2 separate regions of the Homo sapiens genome follow, and region 2 is linked to region 1. The links are chromatin loops, found by intact Hi-C in ENCODE. Cell type or tissue: OCI-LY7. All regions are shown on one strand. Each heading gives the region's core, and the rest is flanking DNA. Links, peaks and the distances in the headings are about the cores only.

What was found. Hi-C counts contacts between places; a loop is a spot of excess contacts. Peaks named below come from ENCODE experiments on the same cell type or tissue, not always from the same donor. Only the 100,000 strongest peaks of a DNase experiment are listed, where the experiment ranks them.
Region 2: a loop joins it to region 1, with 5 times the contacts of the local background. A loop is called at or near these places in 9 of 110 quality-filtered maps.

Annotation. Positions count from the first base shown.
Region 1 is chr20:33,945,069-33,950,445 of GRCh38, reverse strand. No RefSeq gene overlaps it. Among named protein-coding and RNA genes, the nearest start is that of RALY, 46 kb to the left of the region's middle. In OCI-LY7, for the core only: CTCF peaks have their summits at 2,336 and 2,544 (motif pointing left); DNase peaks (open chromatin) are centred at 1,755 and 2,545.
Region 2 is chr20:34,018,875-34,024,251 of GRCh38, reverse strand. All of the region lies in intron 1 of RALY (RALY heterogeneous nuclear ribonucleoprotein), which reads right to left. Among named protein-coding and RNA genes, the nearest start is that of RALY-AS1, 27 kb to the right of the region's middle. In OCI-LY7, for the core only: CTCF peaks have their summits at 1,738 and 1,939 (motif pointing right); DNase peaks (open chromatin) are centred at 1,591 and 1,961; H3K27ac peaks cover 998 bases.

The sequences.
Region 1 (5,377 bases), core at 252-5,251:
CTGGGAAGTCTGGGTCTAGAATCCACACTTTTTACCACTAACCCTCACCACCTCTCAAGATAGACATTCAGGCCAAATGTGGTGGCTCACACCTGTCATACCAGCACTTTGGGAGGCTGAGGCAGGAGAATCACTTGAGTCCAGGAGTTCAAGACCAGACTGGGCAACATAGTGAGACTCCATCTCTAAAAAAGAAAAATAATTATTATCAAAGGTAGACATTCCAGAAGCCTGGAGTTGAAGACACACAAAAGTGATCCATAAAATTAATACTCACCAAACTTCAGCCTCAACTCTCCTACCATGGCTCAGTCCTTTCTCTAGTGCTTTCTTTCTTGTCTTTTTTTTCTTTTTCTTTTTTTTTTTTAAGACAGGGTCTTGCTCTGTCTCCCAGGCTGGAGTGCAGTGGCACAATCATAGTTCACTGCAGCTTCGACCTCCTAGGCTCAAGTGATCCTCCTGCCTAAACCTCCCAAAGTGCTGGTATGACAGGCATAAGTCACCATGCCTGGCTTCTCTAGTGCTTCCTAACAGGCACTATTCTGAGCCCTAACAAGCACTAACTTGCTTAGAATGGCAAGTGGGAGATTTGAACTCATGTTGTGCTGATCTCAAGGGGCTAACAGGCCCCACCAAACTATGAGTTGTGCACCTTGTCTCACTGACTCCTCATAGCAGCTTTCTGAGGCTGGCATTATCCCCATTGAACAAACGTGGAACCCCAGGACCAAGGAAATGATATCCCCCTCCCAAGATCACGAGAACTTGAGAGATTCACATCATAAATCTGGAAGTTGAATTCACCTCTGTCTACCTCCAAAGGCAGGCTCCACTGGCCTACTAAAATTCAAAGTGTGCCAGAGGTGAGGAAGCTGCTGGTGCCTAATGTCAGAAAGAGAGAAGGAAGCAAGTTGTTTCCAACATTTGTCAGATTAATGAGGCAGTCACTGGGTCATCCAAGTGGCTAAATGGCATCTAAACATGTTTGAGAACCACTTAGCAGAGGCTCTGAAGATGGTCCCCCTGAGTCTAGGGCATCTGCATCCACAAGGAGTAACAGGCAGTGACGGGGCAGTGAATCGGACATGGCACACAGCTTCCCAAACAGCGCACAAGGGCAAGTCCTCTGCTAAGCGTTGACAAATACAGGCATGGGAATGAAAGGGATGGGAACTAGCTCGAAATGACACCCGCAGTTCCTTCCTAAGCTCAAAAGCTGCAGCCTATCATGAAATATTCAGGCTCTCAGCATGGGCTGCTGGAGAGACCAAGTGGGTGGTGACTGCAGGCTATGCAATCCCCCTACATGACTGGCAATATAGGGAGCAGAATAAGCTCCTATCCCATTCCATGGATGGGATAAGATGTAAGCTTCCTCTCAAAGCCGCAGGCCCAGAAGGGGACCTGGCATGTGGAGCCGGGGAAACTGAGACAGAACTTGATTGTAAGGACTGAGCCATGGTAGCAGAGTTGATGCTGAAGTTTGATGAGTGTCCCAGTTACTACTGCTGCCTAACAAAACACTCTAAACTTAGCGGCGTAAGACAGAGACCATTTATTTTGTCATGAGCCTGCAGTCTGGGCAGGGTTCAGTGGGGACAGGTCATCTTTGTTCATGTAATGTCACCAGGGATGTCTCTACTAAGGCTGGAGGGTCCGTTGCCAAGGTGACTCACTCACAAGGCCAGCAAGCTGGCACTGGCTGCTGTTTTCTCTCAGGTGGGCCTCTTCCCAAAGCAGCTTGGGCTTCCTCACAGCATGGCAGCTGGGTTTCAAGATGAATGTTTAAAGAGACAGAAAGAGGAAGTTGCCAGGTTCTTAATACCTGTTCCTGGAAACTTATAGAACATCATTTCTGCCATTGTCTATTGGTCAAGCATTCGCAGAACCCAGATTCAAGGGCAAGGGTCAGGGATCCCACCATTAAATAAGAGGAATGTCAAAGAATTTGGGGGCTATATGTTAAAACTGCCACAGTGAGAACATTCCCTTGCATCCTGTTACCACAAAACGTTCCATTGTTGTCTGCCTCCTCCAATTCATTACAAGAGATGGCTGGACTTCTGTACTGAGGATTTAGAAATTGTCTCCAACCTCAGCGAGAAAGAATGATGTGATTGATTAGTGGCCCCATGGACAAAGGAGTGGGGAGTAGAAGCATTTATGTAACAAGTATGCCATCTCCCTCTCAAGAGGTGGGCTGAGATTCTGTCTCTGGAAACCACTTTCTCTGTCTTGTCTCCCCCTTGCTTCAGACACTTTATTTCATTTATTCATGCAGGCATGCATGCATTTCTTCATTCACTCATTGATTTCAGCAATATTTATTAAGTACCTATTCTGGTACAAATTCAGTAGTGCTGAATAAAGCACATATAGGAACTGCACCCATGGAACTTACGTCCTATAGGAGAGTCAGACAATAAGCAGGAAAACAAATATGTGATTAAATTTGTGATAAATGCTAAGACCAAGAGGGGGCACTACTGTGACTTGTGCAGGAACCCAGCAAGGACATCTGGCAGCAATGGACAAGCAGCCATGAGACTATGCAGAATCAGTCTTCAACAGCGACACCATGTGGCAGTGAGGAGCAATGACTATTGGTGGTGGACTGATAGACTAGTTCTCTCTGTAGGTGGCATTGGAACCACACTGATGCCCTAAGCCCAAGTTATCCCCTAGACTTTGAAAATCCAGGGATCAGTGGATGCCTAAAGAGGGTGTCTTGGGACCTTGCACTAAAAAAAGTATGTGAGAACTTGAATGAGTGGAAAATTGAAATAAAGGTGGCTATATTTGTACCCTGAAACTGGCAAGGCGGGTCATTCTGATGATTCTATTTTTAAGATCTCAGACACCATGACTTGGACTCAGACCTTAGAGTGAGTAGGGAATACAGTTATAAACTGGAAAGGCTGGACAGGCTATGAAATGAGAGAGAAGTTCTCAATTGAGTCTGCAGTGGGGCTGGAGTTATTGACTCCTCCAACTTAGGGCAGGATTTTTCCATGGTAATTGGAGAGGGGCTGAGCCTGCAGCAAATGTCAAGAGGCCTCAGTTGTGGGGCAGGGAGGAGGTAGAAATAGGAACCAGGGCCGGGTGCAGTGGCTCAGGTCTGTAATCCTAACCCTTTGAGAAGCCAACGTGGATGAATCACCTGAGGTCAGGAGTTCGAAACCAGTCCAGCCAATACGGTGGTGAAACCCCATCTCTATTAAAAATACAAAAAAATTAGCTGGGCGTGGTGACGGGCATCTGTAATCCCAGCTACTTGGGAGGCTGAGGTAGGAGAATTGCTTGAACCTGGGAGGCGGAGGTTGTAGTCATGCCACTGCACTTCAGCCTGGGTGACAGAGTGAGACTCCATTAAAAAAAAAAAAAAAAAAAGAAGACGAAGAAGAAGAAAGAAAGAAAATAAAATAAAAGAAAGAGGAATCAGGCAGAGGTTAATGCATACTTCAGGACATCATTCTGTTAGACAGCCAAAAAAATCAGAATTGAGAAGGCATTAGTATATGGACAACAAAAGCATTTACACTCAGACATGATTATCCATTTGATTTAATCTGGTTGCAAATAAGAAGAAATCCAACCAAAACTGCTTCCGCAAAAGGGGATATTATTGGCTTATGGTCCAAGTGTGTGTCCTGGCTTCAGGTGCAGCTTGATCAGGAACACAGATGAGCTCACCAGGTCCTAGCTCCCTTACCATGTCTCCACTTGCTTCTTCAGCTGCTGCTTGAGTTCTAGGCCTCATGCGACAACAAGATGGTGGGAACAGATCCAGCTCTTATGTGCTGTTAGGTTTCAGGTACAGCAGGGAAGAGAGTGTCCCTTTCCTAGAATCCCAAATAAAAGTTTCATTGCATCTCATTGACTTTGATTGGGACATATGCCCATTCCTGAACCAAGTGCTGGGACCACAGAATGAGATATGCTGACTGGCTTAGGGCTAAGTCAGGACTTTCATCCCCAGAGTTGGTCAACTCTGCTTCATCAGATTCCATGCAGGCTGATTATGGGCAGGGAGTGTTTTTTTCAGAGGAAAGTGGGGGCATGGATACTGGAAGGAGGATAAATGGATGTGGGGCCCATGTGTGAGCTTCCGGAAGACGTTGCATCTGAAAGTGAGAACAGGGCTGTGCCTAAGGTGCATGGGACCCTGGAAAATATGTTTTTGGAAGCCCTGCCTATATAAACAATTTGATTTTAAAATGTATTACAAAATTATTGGGCCCATGTGAGGAATGATGAGGTATTGACGAAGATTGAGAGTTGTGAATACAGAAGAAGTACTTAGGTATTTTAGTATTTTTCAATTAGTGCATGTGAAGATTCTCTGCAGTATCCAGGCACCATCTCCTCCTGTTCTTTACTGTCAAATGTGTGGCTCTGGGCTCATATGTCCCACCACAAGGAAAAAACACAAGAAAAAAGCAGCAACATTGTTATTGCTCACAATGCCAGGCTCCTCAGGCTCTGTTTATATTGAAACAATAAAGATCTTCTTGCCTCTGCATTTCCCTGACAACATTTACTGAATGCTGGTTACTCATTAGGTTGCATCATCCGTTGTGCTACTGGGGAGTACTGGGCTTCCAATGACTCAAAGACAGTGCTTCATTGATGATGACCATAAGGGAAGTCTTCCCCAGAGTCTAGAGAATATATGAATGATCATTTGTCTTCTGGTCATATTAAATTTACCATTTGGAATTTTACAGTGTGATATGGTTTGGATGTTTGTCCCCTCCAAAGTTCACGTTGAAGCGTAATTCCCAGTGTTGGAGGTGGGGCCTGGTGGGAGGTGATTGTATCACGGGGATGGGTCCCTCAGGAATGGCTTGGTGCCATCCCCATGGTAATGAGTGAGTTCTGGCTCTGATGGTTCATGCAAGAGCTGGTTGTTTAGAGAGCCTGGCACGTCTCCCCAGCTGTCTCTCACTCTGCTGTCACCACATGATGCACCTGCCCCTTTTGCTTTCCACCATGACTGTAAGCTTCCTGAGGCCCACCCCAGGAGCAGACCCCAGTACCACACTTCCTGTACAGCCTGCAGAACCAGAAGCCAATTAAACCTCTCTTCTTTATACATTACCCAGCCTCAGGTATACCATAACATAAAAGGACGAACACACTATGTAATGTAGAACAGCGCTTTTCCCAACCATCTCTTCTCTTCAACTCTTTGTGCCACAATCACTGCATTCCTGAAACGTGATCTATTTCAATGCTGACCTCACCCGCTGCCTCCCACATACCACTACCAGTAGGGAGCATAGGTGAGGGGCTCATGAATAGAGCAAGAACTGTACCACTCACGTGAGGAATGTTTGTTCCAATCCAGCACAGCTTAAGGCCAACCCAGAACAGC
Region 2 (5,377 bases), core at 56-5,055, 74 kb before region 1:
ACACACCAAAGCTCCGACCAGACACTGCTCTGTGCAACTGAGACTGTGTAGAAAATGGCTTTCATGCCCCTGATGAGACCAGAGTTGGAAGGGCTCAACCATTTTATAAAAAGGGAGGTAAGACCAGAGCAGGGAGGGGAATCTGTCCAAAGTCACAGAGGGAAGTCAGTGGCAGGGCCAGAACCAGTCTCCTTATTCCCAATCAGGCCACCTCTCACCTCACTCAGACCATGTTGGCCAGGCTGGTCTCGAACTCCTGATAATCTCAGGTGATCCGCCCGCCTTGGACTCCCAAAGTGCTGGGATTACAGGCGTGAGCCACCACACCCAGCCTGTCATTGGTTTTTGAATACCTATTCAAAAACTGATATGTAAGCTTGAAATTTGCAGTTCCAGCCTCCACACTGAGGTCCCCTCCAAAGTTATTCTATACTGTATTAAGTCTGAGTGAGGTGAGAGGTGGCCTGATTGGGAATAAGGAGACTGGTTCTGGCCCTATTATACCATAGACTGACTGTGGGGCTCTTGTGATACTCCAGCATATGATCAGTGCTGACCATAAGGCTTCACTTTCTAGAGTGCACAAAATTAGGTGCTTTATTCTATAAATGGGGTTAGCTCCACATGAGAGCCCCTGCCTTAGTCACCCGCTTAAGACTTCAGACCCCCACCCCCTCGAACTAAAGCCCAACTCAAAATCCAAGGACAGGCCTCCCCACCAATGGCCATTGTCCAGAGACTGCTTGCCAGCCTGGATGTCCACTTGGGTTTGCTGCTCTCTCCACCCCTCTGTAAGGAAGGCAGCATATAGTAGAAACAATTAGCAGATAGACCTAGGTTTAAGCCATGGCTCTCCCACCAAAACTGGGTATCCTTGGTGCTTTGACCACCGTTCACTTGCCTGTCTCTTCTACCACTCTTCCCTACTTGGGAGCAAGAAATATTCAGTTGTTTTCCTGTATCCACAATGAGTCAGTCACTGTCTACCAAATGATACTCTCTAAAACTTAAGTCCTCACATTTGTAAAATGGTGATTAAATCACCTACCTCAGAATAGTGAAGATAAATGAGGGGAAAAAATTACGTAAACTGCCTAGACTAGTGCCTGGCCCTTCTTCCTCTACTGTATCTTGGATTCCCAGGGCCAAAAGTTTGTCTGTACTGAACTACACAGCCCATCCTGGAGACATCATGCCTTGCTGACGGGGTCTGTTCCACTCTAGCAGTCAGACTGACTGCCAGTTCCTGGAACTCTACCAATAAAAACAGATACGACTACTCTCCTCACAGGTGAAGGTAGTGAATTTCAAGCAAATGATCTTTGAGCATATACTAATATTCTAGATTGAAAAGAGAGGGGAACTTTGGGGGAAAAAATGCTATGCTATGAAGCTGGAGGCTTAGAGAAGAAATCCCAAGTCCCAAAAAGTGGCTGAAGATAATCTGCACTGGAGCCTACAGAAGGGCCAGAGACATGAAATGAATTGCCTTTGGTCACATAGGAAGCTGAAGGCAGAAATGAGCTTAAAACTCACCACTGTGGTCTCCCTAGATGGTACTTTTTCCGTCCTTCAGGGCAGATGCACAGTGCTGAAGGAAAAAGGAAGTGAGGCATAGGAGGCTCAGTAGAGTGGCAGGGAGAGGCACATAGGGACATCAAGTGGCACTTACAAAGTTTCTGTTTGGTAAAGGTGACTGAGGGATAAAGCCAGCCTTTAGTTTCGTAGGGGCCTTATGTGCTCTGGCAGTTGAGGGGCAGAAACAAGTTCAAACTGGCCAGAACAAGTGTCAACAGTTATGGAGGGGAAAGGTATAGGGTGTCTCAAAGTATCATAAGCCCCTCCACCCACAACATCAGCTGCTTTGAGTGATCAAAACCTTCTGCCTACCCATCCCCAACTTCTCAACTCATACTATGATCCAGATTTTCTACGGTATCTGTCTTTTCCACTAGAGGGCCCTCAAACTTAAAAACTAGGGGTGAGGTATAAGGTATAGAGAAGAGAATAAGAGCTTTGTCCAGGCTGTGCATGGTGGCTCCCATCTATAAACCCAGCAGTTTGGCAGGCCGAGACAGGAGACCACCTGAGCCCAGGAGTTCGAGACCAGCATGGGCAGCCAAGTGAGACATTGTCTTTATTAAAAAAAAAAAAAAAGAAAGAAAGAAAGAAAGAAAAAAGGAAAGAAAGAGAAGGCTGAGTGTGGTGGCTCATGCCTGTAATCCCAGCACTTTGGGAGGCCAAGGTGGAAGGATCACTTTGGGAGGCCAGGAGTTGAGGACCAGCCTGGGCAACAGAGCAAGACCCGTCTCTATTTAAAAAAAAATTTTTTTTTAATAATAAAAAAACTTAAAAGAACAAATTAAAAAAAATTTTTTTAATAATAAAAAAATTTAAAAGAACAAATTTTTTAAAAAGAGTTCCGTCTCCTGAGGAAGATCTGACTGATGAGTCTTTTCTTTATTCTACTCACCATATTCTACTTATTATATTCACCCGAACTTCTGAGTTAAGTGACTGGCCCAAGGTCACGCAGCTAATAAAGGCAAATCAGGACTTGCCTGTGTATCAAGTATCCTTTTATGGCCATGACTGCTATGGTTTGAATGTGTCTCCTAAAGCTCATGTGTTGGAAACTTAATCCCCAAAGCAACAATGTTGAGACAGGGGACTCTGAGAGGCAACATTAGTGCATGAGGGCTCTGCCTTCATGAATGGATTAATGTCATTACTGCAGGAAAGTGTCTGCTATCTTGAGAGTGGGTTTATTATAAAAGTGAGTTCAGCCCTCCCACTCTCTCTCACCATGTGATGCCTTCTGCCAGGTTTTTATGCAGCAACGTGGCCCTCACCAGATGCGGGCGGCCCCTTGATCTTGGACTTCCCAGCCTCCAGAAGCATGAGCCAAACAAACTTCTATTGTTTGTAAATGACTCAGTCTATGGTATTCTGTTACAGCAGCACAAAATGGACTAAGACGGTGACTTTCAGCCTGGCACAGTGGCTCATGCCTGTAAATCCCAGCACTTTGGGAGGTCCAGGCAGGTAGATCACTTGAGGTCAGGAGTTCAAGACCAGCCTGGCCAACATGGCAAAACCCCATCTCTACTAACAATACAAAAATTAGCCAGGCGTGGTGGTGCACGCCTGTAATCCCAGCTACTTGGGAAGCTGAGGCACAAGAATCGCTTGAACCCCGGAGGCGGAGGTTGCAGTGAGCCAAGATTGCACCACTGCACTCCAGCCTGGGTGACTGAGTGAGACTCTGTCTCAAAAAAAATAAACTAATTAAAAAAAAAAAAGAAAAAGACAATGACTTTCAGCAAATTTGATTTTTATAGTTTTGAGCGGTAGGTAGGACAGGTGTTCTCTACTAAATCATGTCCCTTCTTCAAACACCTGCAATCCATTTCAGGCCTAGTTCTGACATTTATCTTCTCTTACAGAACTTGCATAACTACCTTCTTTCTTACAGGTCAGCAAACTTTTTCTGTATAGGATCAGATAGTAATTAGGCTTTGTGGGCTACCATAGTCTGCGTGGTATTCAACTCTGCCACTGTAGTGCAAAAGCAATCATGGATGAACAAATGAGTGTGGCTGTGTTCCAGTAAAACTTTACAAAAGAGGCAATGGGCTAGATTTGCCCCACCAGTTTGCTGACATGTTCTAACTAATCTGTCTCCAATCACCTGTTGACTAATCCATTATTCCTACCACAGTCCTGTAACCTCAGTGGATCCCCTTTGCCTACAGGATGGTTTAAACTCTACCCTTATTCATCCTCTACCACATCCTTTTCCTGCACACTGCACTCCAATCACACTGAGTTGTAATTTGGCAGCTTCTACCATTCCTCATGCTGTTCCCTAACATCCTCAATGACTTTCTCCATCCCTTTGCCAATATTATCTACTCAGAGACAAGTCCAAATGCCAACACCTGGGAGAAGTCTTTGCCAATGATTCCTCCCCTCACCCCCATGGGAGTTAATCCTTCCTCATGTTCCCTGACTAGCCTCCTTCCCAGGTAATCTGTCCAGCACATCCTCCACTTACATGTGTTACGGTGAACCTTCACATGCCTATCTAATTTACTGGGAGTTCTTGAAAAACAGGAACTGTGTTTCATATGTCTATACACTATTTTCAGAACCTGGTACACAGTGGGCACTCAAGCTTCCTTTTTTTTTGAGACAGAGTCTTGCTCTGTTGCCCAGGCTGGAATGCAGTGGCGGGATCTCGGCTCACTGCAAGCTCCGCCTCCCGGGTTCACGCCATTCTCCTGCCTCAGCCTCCCAAGTAGCTGGGACTACAGGCGCCCACCACTACGCCCGGCTAATTTTTTGTATTTTTAGTAGAGACGGGGTTTCACCGTTTTAGCCGGGATGGTCTCGATCTCCTGACCTCGTGATCCGCCCGCCTCGGCCTCCCAAAGTGCTGGGATTACAGGCGTGAGCCACCGCGCCCGGCCAAGCTTCCTATCTACCGAATAAAGCTTGCTCTGTCTTACATAATTTGTATGTGTATGGTTGTCCCTCACCCACCACTACCTCCCCACTCCCCCAGAATTCTAAGTTTCTCAAGAGCAGGGACTGTGTCTTACTCAACTCTGTGTCCCTTGCAGTACCTAACAGAGCACCCAGTGTCTGCCTACTGAACAGGCTTCTAAGCTGAGTAGATTACTAGAACATGGGGATCTTCGGTTCTAGCAGAAATGTGAGACGACCCACAGCATCAAAGAATCCTTCAGTCTGCTTTATGGGCTTGCCCCTACCTCCCATCCCATCATGTTTTCGGGTCTGGCCAGGTAACCACTTAAAGCAGAGGCCAAGACCAGGCATCTCACTAGGTTGCTCTCACCTGTGCTGAGTTAAAGGAACTGGAGCTATGTGAAGAGCAGAAGGATCCTTTTTTTTTTTCTTTTGAGACAGAGTCTCGCTGTGTCGCCCAGGCTGGAGTGCAAGATGCATGATCTCGACTCACTGCAACCTCCACCTCTCGGGTTCAAGCAATTCTCCTGCCTTAGTCTCCCGAGTAGCCGGGATTACAGGTGCCCACCACCAGGCCTGGCTAATTTTTAAAATATTTTTAGTAAAGACAGGGTTTCACCAACTTGGCCAGGCTGCTCTTGAACTCCTGACCTCAAGTGATCCACCCGCCTCGACCTCCTGAAGTGGTGGGATTACAGGCGTGAGCCACTGCGCCCGGCCGAGGGATCCTATTTTTAGACCTCCTTGTCCCTGGGCTCAAACTGTATCCTAAATACTAGCCCTAAACTGACCCCCAATCCGTATTTAGCCCTAGACCAGAAGACAGCCTTCTAACAAGTACAGATCCTTGGTTCCCCAAGGCAGGTGATTTCACTGAGGGAAAGGC